Linked DNA regions of Homo sapiens: region 2 is linked to region 1. A link is an interaction called in ENCODE POLR2A ChIA-PET data of the cell type or tissue named here. Cell type or tissue: GM12878. All regions are shown on one strand. Each heading gives the region's core, and the rest is flanking DNA. Links, peaks and the distances in the headings are about the cores only. Region 1 overlaps ABHD12 (abhydrolase domain containing 12, lysophospholipase). Region 2 has its middle 54 kb from the start of VSX1.

The links. ChIA-PET counts read pairs that join two places held together with the same protein. Peaks named below come from ENCODE experiments on the same cell type or tissue, not always from the same donor. Only the 100,000 strongest peaks of a DNase experiment are listed, where the experiment ranks them.
Region 2: POLR2A ChIA-PET joins it to region 1 with 8 read pairs; 3 of 35 experiments call an interaction of 5 or more read pairs at or near these places.

The regions. Positions count from the first base shown.
Region 1 is chr20:25,315,371-25,323,700 of GRCh38, reverse strand. It overlaps ABHD12 (abhydrolase domain containing 12, lysophospholipase), which reads left to right. Exons shown (of 13, transcript NM_001042472.3): 3 at 271-376; 4 at 3,383-3,502; 5 at 6,623-6,653. Among named protein-coding and RNA genes, the nearest start is that of ABHD12, 71 kb to the left of the region's middle. RefSeq lists a silencer at 4,242-4,321 and enhancers at 4,672-4,911, 4,942-5,001, 6,115-6,724. In GM12878, for the core only: no CTCF peak of the experiment used is centred there; a DNase peak (open chromatin) is centred at 4,910; H3K27ac peaks cover 3,194 bases.
Region 2 is chr20:25,131,777-25,140,106 of GRCh38, reverse strand. No RefSeq gene overlaps it. Among named protein-coding and RNA genes, the nearest start is that of VSX1, 54 kb to the right of the region's middle. In GM12878, for the core only: a CTCF peak has its summit at 809 (motif pointing left); no DNase peak of the experiment used is centred there.

The DNA of each region.
Region 1 (8,330 bases), core at 193-8,192:
ACTGCAGTCTCTGTCCCTGCCCATGCTGGCTGGCCTCAGCCCATACCCTGCCTGAGGCTGGGCCTGCAGGTCTGGCACCATTGTAAGATTGCACAGGAAAAGGACTTGGTGCTTTCTGAGAGCTTCTGCAGTGTGTGCATGTGGGTGTGCATGTGTGTGTGTGCACGTGTGGATGCATATCTGTGCACGTGTGTGAGTATGCATGTTTGTGTGTACATGTGTGTATTCATCCACCAGTAATCCTAATTTCCATCTCTTTATTTCCTACAGTAAGAGTTCCCTATTTCATTGATTTGAAAAAACCACAGGATCAAGGTTTGAATCACACGTGTAACTACTACCTGCAGCCAGAGGAAGACGTGACCATTGGAGTCTGGTGAGTGCCAGTGAGCTCTGCAGCCCCTCCAGCAGCAGGAAAGGACCCTACATGACTGAGCTGGTGCTGTCTTTGACATTGGCCTCTGAAATGTTGTTCATTTTTATCTTCACCTCTTCCTTTCCTAAAGGAAAGATCTCAGTACATTTGATCCATCCTAATGTTGAGGGATTCAATGGCTTTAAACTCTATTCCCAGCCTTTCAAAACAGCAAAGGCTTTGTGAACAGATTATTATTTTTAGAGAGACTTGTTTCTAGGAAAAACGAAAAGCAAACAAAGAAGCTAGAAACAGGATATAAGTGGCCGGCACAGTGGCTCACACCTGTAATCCCAGCACTTTGGGAGGCTGAGGCAAGTGGATCACTTGAGTCCAGGAGTTTGAGACCAGCCTTGGCGACAAGGTGAAACCCCATCTCTACTAAAAATACAAAAATTAGCCAGGCATGGTGGTGCACACCTGTAATCCCAGCTACTTGGGAGGCTGAGGCAGGAGGATCACTTGACTCCAGGAGGCAGAAGTTGCAGTGAGCTGAGTTCACGCCACTGCACTCCAGCCTGGATGACAGAGCAAGACTCTGTGTCCAAAAAAAAGAGAATATAAGGGAAGAATCACAAACACTGGTTTGAATATATCTTCCATCCAGGCGCGGTGGCTCACGCCTGTAATCCCAGCACTTTGGGAGGCCGAGACGGGTGGATCACTTGAGATCAGGAGTTCGAGACCACCCTAAACAACATGGTGAAACCCCGTCTCTACTGAAAAAAAAATACAAAAATTAGCTGGGCATGGTGGCACGCGCCTGTAGTCCCAGCTACCCGGGAGTTTGAGGCAAGAGAATTGCTTGAACGCAGGAGGCAGAGGCTGCAGTGAGCTGAGATTATGCCACTGCACTCCAGCCTGGGCAACAGAGCGAGACTCTTGTCTCAAAAAAAAAAAAAAATATATATATATATATATATCTTTTCCAAGAGGTGAACATCTAGATACTGAAAACAGCTTGATTTCTTTTCACATATAGCTTCGCACCAGCTGATGATGATGGTGTTGGCTGTCTTCTGAGTATTTACTTTTTTAAGCCATAAGTTTACACTGGACATAAGCCTTGTGACTTCTCTGTGTCTCCTTGGAATACATTTTAATGTTTTCTTCTGTACACAAGTGGTGCTTCTGAACAGCTGAATTAAAATTGACCAACCTCACTGTAGCATTTCCGTTTTTCTCTGAGAAGTGAGCCTGAATCACAGCCCTTTTATCTAGCTGAATTTATTTTTCAGTAGCCATAACGTCGCTTTCCACTGTCTCAGAAAACCACTGTGTATGTGAGAAGCTTCTAAATGAAATGCTGTGAGTAGCTTCCCAGTGTGGATGAGAGAACATTCAGACATTTCTAACAGTGGTCCTTGGTAAAGAACATAAAACAAGAAGGGAGATTTTTGTTCTTAGTAGTTGGTGCTGGGATTAAAGTCTTTTGTCACTTCCTGATTTGATTTAATCTAGCATTTACTGACCAATGTGTGACTGTGGGACTCCTCAGGTTTCTGTCTGAAGCATGACTTGTTTTGCACAGAGCTGCTGAGTGGGACTTGGTCAGCCCTCTTCTTGGTTAACATGAGTCTGTCCTATTGCAGGAGGGTGTTTATGGTGGTGAGACTTAGGCTGGAAGTACTAACAACTCCTGCATACATTATCAGCTACCAGAAAAGGTTTTGTTTAGTGATGTCAGTGGCAAGTGTCAAGGCAGTGACAGCCACGCTGTGTGTTGCTGTGTGTTGGTGGGTGCGTGTTGGTGAGTGCGGCTGCTGCCCACTCTCATGCCCTAGGCAGTCACAATGACATTGGGCCCTCAGGCAGCAGCAGGCCCAGCTCACCAACTGCCCCCACCATCGCTTCATCAGACCCTCCCACCAGCTTCCTGAAAGGAGGGCCTCAAGGCCTAGAGTGGAGCCTGGGGGCCATTCCTGGCCATGCCTGGCCATCGCCTGTCTGCTGAGAGGAGAGGCCCAGGAATGGGTTTCTCTGCTGGCTAGGAGTTCCCTGGCTCTTTGTCAGGAGCCCAGGTTTGGGGCGGCTGGCTACTGGAAGCACATCTGCTCCCAGCACCTTCAAAATGTGACGTCCTATCCCTCAAATTTATAACTGTATGGGAGTGATGATCATAGTGACTAGAACCATCCCAAAAGTGATCCTTTTGAACGGATCAGAGAGAGACGTTAGAAATGAGATGCTGAAGCTTAAGATCTAGAAAATAAGAAGTTGGCCATTAAATTTTTTTAAAGATTCTTGTCACTGGTATCCAGAATGAATTTGAATAAGCTTTACAGAAAAGTGATTAATTTGGACCCTCCCCAGTGATTAACAGTATTCGATGTGGCCTGAGTTAAAATTAACCTCAGTATCTCTCTGAAGGAGGGTTTGGCTAGATAGACCAGCAGCTTCAGAGTGCCCAGCCAGGTGTGGACCATGAGCAGACTGGGAAGGTGGTGCATACTTGACATTAGAAATGGCGTCAGCGATGGCCCGGTTTCTAGTCTGGCTCACAAACATTGGTGTTGCTGAATTAGCAAATGTGACAGCATGTACTGTTTAAAATCCATTGTGAGTTAAACTGTGGACAATTTAAGCATGGGGTTAACTGGGATGTGGGGCACGTATGAGGAAAATGCTATTACTCAAGATGGACTAAGTGCTGCTTCTCTGCCAGGCCCCAGTGGTAACTGGCACATTGCAAGCCTTTGTGGCCCAGAGGAGGCTGGCCTGCCAGTCAGGGAACGCTCCTGCTGAAGCTGTCAGTGCCATCCACACAGCCTGCAGTTCCGTGGTTATTGATTCTAGTGATGGGGATAGTTTTCTACCACCCACCCCCATCTGTTCCCCTGTAGTTAGATGGGGTCTGCAGCTCCCTGCTGTCTGGACTTGAGCTGATTAAGTAACACCACGTGCAGTCGCCAGGATGAGGACAGAAGGGACATCTGATCCTGCGCTCCCCTCTGCTTCTGTCTGCAGGCACACCGTCCCTGCAGTCTGGTGGAAGAACGCCCAAGGCAAAGACCAGATGTGGTATGAGGATGCCTTGGCTTCCAGCCACCCTATCATTCTGTACCTGCATGGGAACGCAGGTACCAGGTGAGGGAGAGGAGCCCATCATCTTTGCTGTGGAGCATGGCTCCTTTTTGGGGTGGGAATGTCCTGGCCCGGTCTGCCGGAAACCAGCAGGAGCAACCTGCGGTCCCACAAAATTGGGTGTACTGACCCACTGCAATGAGGGAGAGCCTCCCAAGAACGAAGGGAAAGGCAGAGTTCTGAAGGGGTTGAGGGAAGGCGGAGTTTAGGTGACGTTTACATGAAGCAGGGTTCCCACAGGCTGAGGCCAGCACGGCTGTGTTCCGTGGGGACCAAGTGTGGGAAGCTGTGTGCAGACCGTCCCCTATCTGGAGCTGCAGCCTGGATTGGGATGAAGGAGGCTGAGTCTCAGTCAGGAGCTGAGCTCCCCAGCCAGAGGGGCATGTTTTTTTCTCCTTGTTGTAATCTCAAAGGTCACAGCATCTGCTGGTATGTGATTTGGGGAGCAGGGTTTCTTGGAGAGTGAGGGCTTTGGGGTCCCTCCGAGGAGGGGTCATAGTGGCACTTGGCTGTGGGTGCCTCGCGCTCTTGGGAATGGGCGGCTTCAGCTCACTGGCAGCTTGTTTTCTCTATATCTGTCATGCTGCCTGAAGTGGCAGGCAGATCTTTGTTACCTGTAAGATAGCTCCAGGTGGCAGACAGGTGAAGCCGGAGCCAGGGCAGCCCTGGAGGAGGTGGCACACTTCCTGGAAAAAAGTGGCAGGTGCTGAGAAGGGGCAGGAGGGAGAGGCTGAAAGCACCAGGTGCTGGGGTCTTTGCAGGCCACCCTACAGTGTGAGCTCTCTGCTCACCCTAACGGGCTGTTGCTGAAGTTCATGCACTCTTTGGTTAATCAGCCCTGCCCAGTTTTATCTCAGATGCTTTTCCTGAGTGGGTCTAATGGCTTGTCCTTTCCACTGGCTGCCCTGGAGTTGGCCTCCCTGCCTTAAAAGGGTGCTCCTTCCACACCATGTGATTGCTGTTCAGAAGAGCCTCTGTGGGAGAACCCAGGGTGGGTGCGGAGGGGATACATTTTCTGAACAAAGCATTGTTTGAAAACCACCAAGGTCTTCGTGTGTGAGAGAGGCAGCCAGGAGCCAGCACAGAGGCAGACCCAGCACGGAGACAGGGCTGCTGCGGGGCCAGGGCCGAGGTCCCGTGTGGCACCAGGGTATGTCAGGGCTGGGGGCAAACATTTTATAGGCAGAGCCAGCAAGGAGAGCTGTGCTGGGCCCTTCTGGAAGGGAAAGCAGGCCTAGGTGGGGTCTGCATGGTGGAACCCTGCAGAGAGCATTGCTGAAAGAGCCTGGCGGCATGGCCCGTGAAGCGGTTTCTGTGTCAGGGATGGCGTGTCTAGCTACAGAATCATGCATGTGCTGCACAGTTTCCTTTCTTCTTTGTCTGGGACAAGCTGCAGAGGGTTTCTCTTCTGCTTTTCAAAGAGCAAGTGGCTACAAACAGCTCTTGCAGCATCTTTTTATAAATGACAGAACTGTGGTTGGCTGTGAATAAGGTTCAGTTCTGCAGTGCCCATCACATGGTTAAAAAAAAAAAAAAAAGATCCTGCCTATAACTTTAGGTTAGAAAGGGATGCCGTGACTTTCAGTGTTTGCTGCCCCCTCCCAATCCTGCAGAGACTGCCTGGCTGCAGTCCTCGCCACCCCCACGTTGCCTGCTTTCTTTGTCCTGTGCATCCCACTGGGGTTTCGCTGGTCTGCGGGATCCACCACCCGGGTCCCCCTGAGGTCCAGACCCCCTGGATTCCCAGCAACTGTTCCTTTTTTGCTTAATGTAGGAAATTTTAGAAACTTAGAGCCACTGTGAACTCTTACAATGATAACTGAAAATATTTTGCAGTGTTTCCTCCTTGCCTTGAAACTCATTCCTTTATTTTTTATTTTAATTTTTGAGACAGAGTCTCACTCTGTTGCCCAGGCTGGAGTGCAGTGGCACAATCCTGACTCACTGCAACCTCAGCCTCCTGAGTTCAAGTGACTCTCCTGCCTCGGTCTCCCGAGTAGCTGGGATTACAGTCACCCACCACCATGGCCAGCTAATTTTTGTATTTTTAGTAGAGACGGGTTTCACCATTTGACCAGGCTGGTCTCAAACTCCTGAGCTCAAGTGATCTGCTCACCTCGGCCTCCCAAAGTGCTGGGATTACAGGTGTGAACCACCGCACCTGACCCTTTATATTTTTGTTTCTGTACTTTATTGGCTTCCTCCTCCATCTCATCCTGGTGTCCAACCAGCAACACTCCCGCCCCCATACCTGAAATGTTGAGACCGCTCCTGAGGAAGGAGGAGCACGGCTAGGGAGTGTGGAGAGTGTGGACCCGCCCTCCTCCCAGGTGGCCCATGTCCCTGCTGTGGGGTCGGTCCAGGTTAACAGCTGGCCAACAACTGGAAAGAAAGAGGGAAGGGAGCCTAGACAGGCCTCAGACAAGGAAGTACAAATGGGAGGGTGTGTGCCGAGCCCACTTAGTCTCAGTAGCGACATGCACGGTGAAGCTGTAGTTGGCTGTGAGGGGCGGGAGGCAGCCGTTCCGGCACTTCAGGGCCTCCCTGGGGAGATTCTAGGAGCATATCCCATGTGCAGAGCACACACATGTGAAGGGCTGTAAGGCAGGGTGGCCACAGCAGCAAACAGAAGTTAGTGCCAGGTGGGAAACAGTCAAGATGACCATGAGAGGCCAGGGTGGTGTGGCTAAGCAGAGTTCTGAAGGTCGGCTGAGACGTGCGGAGCAAGAAGTGAGGGCAGAAGTCGCCCATACGGGTCCTGTTGGAGCACAGCCTCTGTCTACACAGGGTGTCCTTGGCACAGGGAAGCTGGGAGGGTCTGGGGTGTGGTGGATGAGGCCTTGCTGTGTTTCCTTTAGTGTCTTTCTAGTTTGGGGCTGTAGGTGTGCATTACCTACTGAAAAATAAAAGCAGTCATTAAGAAATCTCCCCCAAAGTGCTAAGACCATCTCCCCCTTGGCACAGCACTGCCAGAGGCGAGTGTGGGGCTACTTAGGGGGACCCAAGGAAGAGGTTCTGCCCTCTTTCATTGGCCTCCCCCTGGTTTGGGGTATGGAGGACAAGTTGACCTGGGGCCCAACTCTGAGAAGATGTGCTCACACCATGTCCTGTTTTCTTCTCCAGAGGAGGCGACCACCGCGTGGAGCTTTACAAGGTGAGTGCAGGCAGCACCCACACCTGTTCCCTGGGCTGTTCTTTCCAGGGCAGGAAGTGAAGGGAGTCACCAGACTCACAGCTTGAGAGTTAACTATTGCTGGGCTGTTTGTGTGTGTGAGACAGGGTCCTCCTCCTCTGTTGCCCAGGCTGGAGTGCAGTGGTACAGTCACAGCGCACTGCAGCGTCGACCTCCTGGGCTCAAACTATCCTCCTGCTTCAGCCTCCTGAGACTGCAGGTGCATGCCGCCACCACGCCCAGCTAATTTTTGTTTGTTTTTTTGTAGAAATGAGGTCTCCCTATGTTGCTCAGGCTGGTCTCGAACTCCTGGGCCTCCCACCTTGGCCTCCCAAAGTGTTGGGATGACAGGCGTGTTGAGCTTTTTAACACTGCCTTTGGATGGGCGTGCTGGAAGGTAGGGCCTTGGCTGCCTCTGCTGTGACTGCCCATCACACTGCTTCTAGGCCTGGGCCCCAACATCAGAATGTATGGGCTTTGTAGACCAAGTGCAGATATTGGCAGACTACATAAGCAGCACTGGAAATTGTTTTTCAATGTTACGTTACTTGTGTATAAAATGAAAAGAGACGGCTGGGTGTGGTGGCTCACGCCTGTAATCCCAGCACTTTGGGAGGCCAAGATGGGTGGATCACAAGGTCAGGAGTTCAAGACCAGCCGGCCAGGATGGTGAAACCCCGTCTCTACTAAAAATACAAAAAAAATTAGCCAGGCGTGGTGGCGGGCGCCTGTAATCCCAGCTACTCAGGAGGCTGAGGCAGAGAATTGCTTAAACCTGGGAGGCGGAGGTTGCAGTGAGCCAAGATGGCACCACTGCACTCTAGCCTGGGCAACAGAGCAAGACTCCGTCTCAAAAAACAAAAAAAAAGGAAAAGAGAAACCAGGTGCTCCAGGTGCTACACTGACTGCCAGGTCGTAGGCTCACCCCAGCAAGGGCTGCAGGTGGGACTTGAATCAGCTTCCAGGCACACAGTGGGAGCGCCTGCAGGTCTCCCCACATGCAGGGGGTGCCTAGGGCAGGGCGTGCAGACCTTCACTTGTGCTTGGTTGCTTGGTTTTGTTCTTCATCTGGTTGTCTGGGTCTTGGAGCCCAAGAGATACTGTTGAAACAGCCTCACTCTCCTCCCCTCAGAGGGCCATCTGCACTGGCCCACAGGGCAGAAGGGAACACAGACAGAGGCAGGGGCACAGACAGAGGCGGGGGCACACCCAGCTCTGAGCTATTGGAGGATTTTACCCGTGGAGTACATTGCATTAAGTCAGGAAAGGTGGGGAGAGTTTGAGAAGTGATTGGTCCTTTTTTCAGTTTTCTGTTAAAAGAAATGATTCATCCTGCTGAGGTCAACAGGGCTGGAGCAGGTTGGCTCTGGTTATAGCCTCTGCGGTGGCTAGGAGCTGGCAAGGAAGTGCAGGCTGCCCTGGGGAAGCACCCAACAACCCCCCCAAAGAAGGGAGCTGTGATTCTGGGTGACATGATGGTGCGGCAGCCTCCCATGTTGCTCTGGGCACACCCCAGCAAGGGCACAGGGGTGGGTGTTTGAGGAGTGAGCTAAATGAAAGAGGTCAGCTAGTCTGTAGGGATTAAAAAAAAATAACAGAAAAAAAAATTGACAAGAGCTTAAAATCCAAGAAATACTGGGTTGCAGCAAGGGTCCCCAG
Region 2 (8,330 bases), core at 319-8,318, 180 kb after region 1:
CATCAGGGCAGACGGGCAGGAGGAGTTTACACAGCGATCTGGGGGCCATTAGAGCACTGAGGGATCCATTGCTGTCTCTTGTTTCTGTTTCCCACACTGTGCTGGGTGCTGGGAACATGACGATGAACTTGAAGGAAATAATGTGTACGGTGGTTCATTTCCAAGACATAGTGCCTTGAATCAGTTTAGGTCAGCAAACTACAGAAGAAACAGGATATACTAGGCCCCTGCTTGGAGAGCTGATGCCTGTTTGTTGCCCCTCACCCCCTTAGTTGCCCTTACCAGAACCAAAGGAGTTTAGTCTAAGATGAAAGTTTACTAGCCTGCAAAATAGCTCACTTTGTCTGTTCTTATCAGCCTGCCCAGCTACTTAGGTCATAAGTGAAATACTTGAAGAGCCCCTGAGCTAACTAGGATTGCAATGCATTGTGGCTGCAACAAGATGCAGCAAGACAACTGTAAAGAAAATGCCTAAAACCCCTACCCACCAACCCATAGGCGATGTCCAGGAAGACTGTGACCTCCATAGTACTCAGCATTTGAGGAACTGGGGGAGGGACCTGTGCACTAGGGGATAAATTGCTTGTTGAAACTGTGCTGGGTGTGCCTGTCCATCAGATACCCTATCTTGCAAGACTGTCGTTAAAAGTCTCACTTTTGCAGTTCTCCGGGTCTCTGAGTCCATTCTTTGGGTTTGGATGAGTGAACTTGTTTCTCATAAACTGAAGTAGGTGTGGCTCCTGCCCCCAGGTGGCTGTGTCCAGGTTTTCCTTGGTAGTGCTCCCCTGGTCCTGGTCCTGGTTCTGCTGCCACCCTGTGGAATCCTCGTCAACCTTTCAGCCACTCAAATACCCTTGGTGTCCATGGCGTCTGAACAGCTAGTGTAAGTGCAGGCAGCCCCAGGGTCTCCATGCATCGGGCAGCTTGCCTTCCGTTGAAGATGTGGCTGTCTTCCCATTTCTCTCTGCCGATGCCAGCAGCTCCCCTGCATCACCCTGCTGTCCTACGACTGCGTTCTCAACACACAGCTGAGAGCGAGAGCAAAACAGCATGTGTCCGTGATTCCTAATTTCTGTTGACATTTCTTGGTAACATCAATAAAGCAGCAGTGCCAATGTGAATGGATGTGAATGCCTTGGAAGAAAACCTCGGAGACAATACTGGAGCATGTTCAAATAAATCCTGTGTCCCCAGTGCTCTTCAGGGGACAGAGTCGGCTCTAATTCAAAAGTGACACAAAGGCATTGGGTTCTGGGAGGAAGCAAGTCTTAAGGCACATGTGTGTCCTTTTCGTATATGCTCAAGAGAAATCTATGACAAAATGTTTTATCAATAAGTCTAAAAGGCCAGGTGTGGTGACTCATTGGCTCACACTTGTAATCCCAGCACTTTGGGAGGCTGAGGTGGGAGGATTGCTTGAGCCCAGGAGTTTGAGACCAGCTTGGACAAACTGGTAGTGAGACCTCTTCTCTACAAAAAAAAATTTAAAAAATTAGCTGGGCATGGTGATGTGCACCTGTAGTGCCAGCTGCTCAGGAGGCTGAGGTAGGAGGATTTCTTGAGCCTAGGAGGTTGAGGCTGCAGTGAGCCGTGATTGCACCACTTGCATTCCAGCCTGAGCGACATAGCGAGATCCTGTCTCAAAAAAAAGTCTAAAAGAACTTTTTCGATAAGTATAAAAACTCTCATATATAAGAAAACATCGTGTCATAGAAATTGAAAGCTTTTTTCTTTCTTTCTCAGGGCTACATAAAATAAGAGCAGGGCTCCAGGAAAAGCAATTGTGATGTGTGGTCCATGCTGCATACTTAGAGCCAAGAGTAGGTTAAGTCTCAACTCTGCTACTTTTTAGGTATGTGATATCAGGTTCCTCTTTGTTTTGGGTTTTTCATCTGAAAAACAAGGATAATAATAATGCCTCCCTTATAGGCTGTTGTAAGGATCAGATGAGATAATATATGCTAAGTCCTTATCACAGGGCCTGACACACAGCAGGTGGTGAATAAATATTAGCAACTTTTATTGAAACTGATGGAAATACAAAGATAAATTGAAAAATCCACTATCGTGTGAGATTTTTAATGCACAGCTCTTGAAATTGACAGAGATCAAGAAGATAAAAATAAACAAAACTCTTAAATAACAGAGAAAAACATCATATAATAGCTAATGGGTCTTTTTACCCACCAGAGAGTGTATATTATTTCAAGTATACACAGCACAGTCACAGAAATTGGTCATGTGTTAAGCCATAAAGAAATGATCAACAAACTCCAAAAAATAGAAATCATGATATAGGTCACACTTACTGATTACAACATAATAAAATTAAGAATTGACAACTGAAGATACATATATATTCAGAAATAATAGTCTAGAAGTAAGTATACAAAGATGCACATACAACATTTACTGCTAGTAATAGAAGAAATGCAAACCACCTAAATATTTTTCATTAGGGAAATGGTTACGATCATGGTGCAGCCACACTGTGGAATGCCATGCAGTGGTCAAAAAGAATGAGATCGACTTACGTATCTGCACACAATGATGTCCAAGACGTATCAATTAAGTGGAAAAAATTCTAAGAGCAATGATATGATATGATACAATTTATGTAAAAAAATACAAAATGGAATTACATTTTTCATGAAATGAAATTCATTTCCTACACACACACACACACAAACACTGCAATATACAAGGAAAGCTGTGAAGGCAAGTCCTGGGATGTGACTCAGCATGATTACAGTGATGACCTCTGGGGAGGGGTGGCATTCAAGGTGGTTTGGTTAAGGAGAGCTTTGTTGGACATTCTTATTGTGAAGATACATGCATGCATTACTGATATTATTTAAAATCATTTAAAATAACAAGGAAGGTGAGAAAAGAAAAAGTTTCAGGTACCACTGTCCAGTGGAAGCACAAGGTTTGCTTTTTATTTTTTCTCCTTTCCTTGCTAATCATTCATCCTTATCTTCCCCACCCATGTTTATGGAATATTATGAGCTTGACACAGCCACTCACAGTTTCCATACAATGTCTTGTCTCCCTCTCTCTGTGATCGCCAAGTCTCCCAGGTGGCTGCCAATGGTTCTGGCCTCCTCGAGCCACACTCTCATGCAGTCCTTTCCACATTCAATCAGGGCTGGCCTCTGTGTCCAGCAGAATGTTGATGGGTCAGAAAAGGCACTACAGCTCCCGCCTTGCTCTCTTGGGTGACTCATGCTGGGGGAAGCCAGCCACATGCCAAAAGGACGCCCAAGCAGCCCTGGGGAGGCCCACACAGAGAGATGCTAAGGCCTCCTGCCAGCAGCCAGCACCAGCTCGGCAGCCAGTGAGGGCTGCCTTGGCAGTGGATCCCCTGGCCACAGCAGAGCCTTCAAATGATGCAGCCCAGGCTGACATCTGACTGCAGCCCTGTTAGTCTGCTTTGTGCTGCTATAACAGAATTCCATAGACTGGGCAATTTATAATGAACAGAAATTTATTGGCTCATGGTTCTGGAGGCTGGGAAGTCCAAGATTAGGGTCCCAGCATCTGTCAAGGGCCTTCTTGCTGCATCATCCCATGGTGGAAGGGCAAAAGGAGGGAGGGGGAGGGAGAGAGACAGAGAGAGGGAGGATCAAACTTGTTCTTTTATAATGAATCCACTACTGAGATAACAAACCCATTCTCATGATAACAGAATTAATCCATTCAAGAGGGCACAGCCCTCACAGTCTAATCACCACTCAGCAGCCCCCTCCCAGCACTGTTGCACTGGGGATTATGTTTCCAGCACATGCTTTCCAGGGGCCACATTCAGTCTGTAGCAGACTCCAAGCCAGAACCACCCGGCCAGACTATTAGTGAATTCTTGGCCCACAGAAACTGTGATTGCAGTTTGAGACCACTAAGTCATGGATATTTAGCTATGCAGCATTAGGTAACTGCTAATTACTGGCTTACTAATCAGTCTTTCTCTGCTCCAGATACCCTTTCTGTGCCATTGTTTCTCAGGTCTGGGGCCTCTGGTGTCTTTAACAGTCTCTGTGCTCCCCATCTTCCTGCTCGGCCTCAGACGCCCACTTCCCTGGCTCGGTCTGCTCCCTCTGTCTCTGCCTGCTTGCCCACCTCTCTCCTCTACACTTTGTGGTGCTCGCTCCCCCTCTCTCCTCCTGGATCCCTGCTGGATGACGAGGGTCGCCAGCAAGCGTGTGGTCTGCCTGAGACTTCCGTGGGGCTCTCGGCAGTTCTGTAGGCTGACCCCAGTGCTTTTTTTGTAGCTGGAAAAGGGAACCCCGGCACCAGATGAGGATGCGGCCTCTTTTGTCCTAATTCTCTTTTCCTTTTCTAAGAGACAAACCAGGCTAGTGGGATGTTATCCTGACACAGGGACCAGACCAGCTCTGGCGAAAGGTGAGGGCTGTCCTTTCTGGCCAGGCATTTCCTAAAATGTGTTTGGGTATTTTGTGGGGTGAATTTGCTGGGAATCTCCCATGTAGTCATGGAAACCTTGTCCCTCACAGCCTAGAAACAAAGATGTTCAGGTTCAGTTTGCCTGCCAGTCTGCCACCTGGCTAGAAAGTGACTGTCCCAGGTCTGCTGTGAGGAGTGGCCTGGTTTATGGGAGGGGTTCCTCTCCAGAGCACCTCTAGGGGAGGAGAGGCGAAGCCTCCTCTGTGGCAGGGGTGCCCACCTCAGCCCACTGTGGGCAGCTGAAAGACACATTTGAATGGACAACGTGGAATCTCAGAGCTGGAAGGGACCCTGAGAAGCTACCCAGAATTTCAGTGCCTCCAGGGAGTGGACGACAGTCTCAAGAAAAGGAAACGAGATAGCACTTGTGTGTGTGCACTGGACAGTCTCCAAGGCGCAGTGTTGAGTAAATGATGCAAAGTGTGGGAGGTGTGTGTGGGAACTGCCATTTGTGTAAACAAAGCAAAGGATGCACTTGTTAGTAAATGCATGAACTACCTCTGAAGTGCGCACAGGCTGGCTGCCTCCAGGAGGGGTGATGCAGGCAGGGGCAGGGGTGGGAGGGATACTCGCTGCCGAATATCCTTTTGTAATTTTAAAGTTGAACCATCTGCATGTATTTCTTTTCCAAGAATAAAGTTGAAACACGCAATACATAAATCTATCTACTGTACCCTCCCATTTTCTTGATGATTGAAATGGAGACTGGAGGACGGCCGATGGTGAGCCACGGGGTTGGCACTGGAATCCGGGTCTTCCAACTTCCTCTCTCTTTGTCGTCACTTGTCAGGACCTTCTGGGGTGTCTGCTGGCTCCTTGCACCCCGTGTTCCATGGGGATGACCTGGGTGGTAGAATGAGGAGGGGGCGCACACAAGCTGAGCTGGGAGGGGGGCTCTCTGAAGCTCCCCATTTGGGCTGCTAAGACTTCATGAATGTGTGCGTGGCAGTCCATTAGGAGGGGTAGGCCTGAAGCATGAGGCCTGAACTCACACAAAAAGCCAGTCTTGCTCTGCAGAGGTCAGACCTGACTGTGCTCCTGAGAGGGGTTTCGGGGGTTGTGTGCAGTGGGGACATTTTTGGAGCCCACGCCATTTCCATCTGGTGGTGCTTTACATGCTTTCCATTCTCTTTCCAGACCCAGTGAGGTAACTGCTATTTCATAAATTCAGATGCTGTCTCCCTTGCTGACCATTTCTTGCTTTTATCTCTTTGGGCATCAACTTGGCCCTCTGGTCTCTCCCTCTAGGTGCCTCCTTCTTTTGAAGCCATTATCTGCACGGCCTGAAAAACACAGTAAGTAACATGGCTACCTGAGCCATTGTTACAGAGACCCATTTATAGACTTTTCTAACTACTTCCTTCTTCTCAGGTCTGTGTTTTCAGCTTTTCTAAGATGGAGGGTTTAGGTATCTGTAATGACTTTTACTCCATTTCATGATGTTTATCAGGCATTTGTTATATGCTAGGCACTGTGCAGTTACACTAACAACAACCTTATTATTATTTTTTTAAAGCACATTTACCATCTCTATTTCACAGAGAGGGAAACTGAAGCTCAGAAAGGCTGAATGGTTTGCTCATGGAACACACAGCGTGCAAGCAGCATATGCCCACGATCGCCAAGGCCTCAGCCGCTCCACCGGCATGCACGGAGGCTCTTCCTGTTTCCCACGCACCTGGCTGGAGGCCTCTCAGAGTGCAAAGGACCTCAAAGGAAGGTGCCTGGCTCAGCGGGGATGCAGGGGCTTCCTGGAGGAGAGGACTCTTGGCCAAGGCTGGAACCATGCACAGGAGTTGGGAAGGAAGGAAAGAGGAGGGGGCTTCCAGGAGGGCAGGCTGGAGGGGGCAGAGATTGTGGCCTCTGTGGGGTTAGGTGAGGCTGGAATGGGGGAAATAACAAAGAGAGGAGCTAAGAAATGTGTTTCATCCAAAGACAAGTGGGAGCCATGGAGGGTTTTCAGTAGGGGAATAAAGGGGTCAGCTGGTCTTGAGATGGTCCCAGCAGGCAATGACCAAGTGCAGGGAGACTGTAGGAGGCACCATGGAATCCAAGGGAGAGGACGGGGCCTGCAATGGGTGGTAACCCTGGTCTGGGAGGAGGCATGGCCCCAAGAGCTGGTTAGGAGGGGATGTGGGGACTAATTGCATGTGGGGTTCAGGGAAAGTTCAGGTAGGCACTGCATTCCTGGTGTACGTGGGGAGAAGTGACCCAGCAGAGGTGGCGGGCGGGCTTGACCACTGAGCTGAGCTGTCTGTGCTGAGCAGGCATCTGGATTCCAGTCGGGACTCAGGACAGAAACCAGACTGCTGGTCTGGGTTTGGGAGTCACTGGCAGGTGTGGTGAGACTGGCTGAACCTTTTGGAATGGATGAATATGCCCAAGAGAATGTTCAGAGGGTCAAGAGAGAAACAGGCCCAGGGCAGGCTCAGGTAGTGCCAACTGTTGGGATCTCATCGTGCAGCTTCAGCTGCAGGAAGCTTGAAGCCCGGGGACTGAGTGGGGCAAGGGCAGTTCAGACTGAAGGAAGGAAAGTGCATGGCCAGGGCGGGACCCAAGACCAAGAGGGACTCTACTTACCAAGGATGGGGACTTTTCTGCTTTGCTCTCCTGTAGTAGAAACATGGGGGAAACTGGCCGACCCTACAGAGACAAGAGTTTCCTGCCAGGGAGGGCCCAGATGAGAGTCAGCTGTGGGGACGGAGAGCCTTGGCTGTGGGGGCTGCTTCCAAGGTCAGCAGGCAAAAGCGTTAAAGGCCTCCCGAGCCCCAGCCCTCCAGCGGCGCCTGCCCTCTTGTGAACACTCCGGTTTCTTAGGGAAGCCTCTCATGGGCACGGGTAGTCACCGATGCTCTGGCTTTCCTGGAACAGCCCGACTTTCATAACATTTTACATTTTTCTGTAGGATTGGCTTCATCAGCTGTATAACTAAATGTGATGCATTTCTATTTCTACGTAACACTTTGTACACAATGTTTTTATGTTAACCAACATGACTGAACCAGAAGCTCTCCTTGTCTGGATTATGTGTTGACCTTGAGTATTGGTCCTTCTACACCTTCTAGATCCTTTGGGACCTCTGGCCCTGGAGTTCTAGACACACCTTTGCTTGTGCTCTGGTCTGAGTGTTGGTGCCCCCGTAACAGTGAGAGAAATGGAACATAGCTGACTCCGTCTGCCTTCTACCCTCACCAATTAACTGTCTTTGCTCATTCTTGCACATGGGCCAAGCTAACTACTAAAGCAAGGATGACAATAGTTTCTTTACAAAACTAACCCCCAAGGAGATAAATAGGGTGCACACACAAGTAACAATTTTGTGTTAAGGATTTATAGGAGGATTGTAACCTCACCAAGGACAGATGTTTCACAACCTCCTCAGATCCTCATTGCTTCCAAGATGTCTGTGGTCATCAGTCATCTCCTGATCTCAAACCCCTTCTTGTTCCCCCTTTCCCAATATAAAAAGAAGCTTGGGATTCATGCCTTTTAGGATGGTGCTTTAGGACACTAGTCACCATCTTCCTGGTTTGCTGACTTTCTGAAATAAGTGATTTTCTTTGCCCCAGCTCCTTGCTCGTGACTTATTGGCTGTCGTGTGGTGAGCAGAGTGAGTTTGGACTCAGATACACCCCCACCCCCCAAATTCATATGTTGGAACCTAATACTCAATGTGATGGTATAGAAGGTGGAACTTTAGGAGGTGATTAGGTTATAAGGATTCCCCCCTCCCCCATGAGTGGGAGTAGTGCCCTTATAAAGGAGGCTCCAAGGAGCCTCTGGCCCCTTCCACCATGTGAGGACACTTAGAAGTTACCATTTATGAGGAACAGGCTGTCACCCAACATTGAATCTGCTCGTGCTTTGAT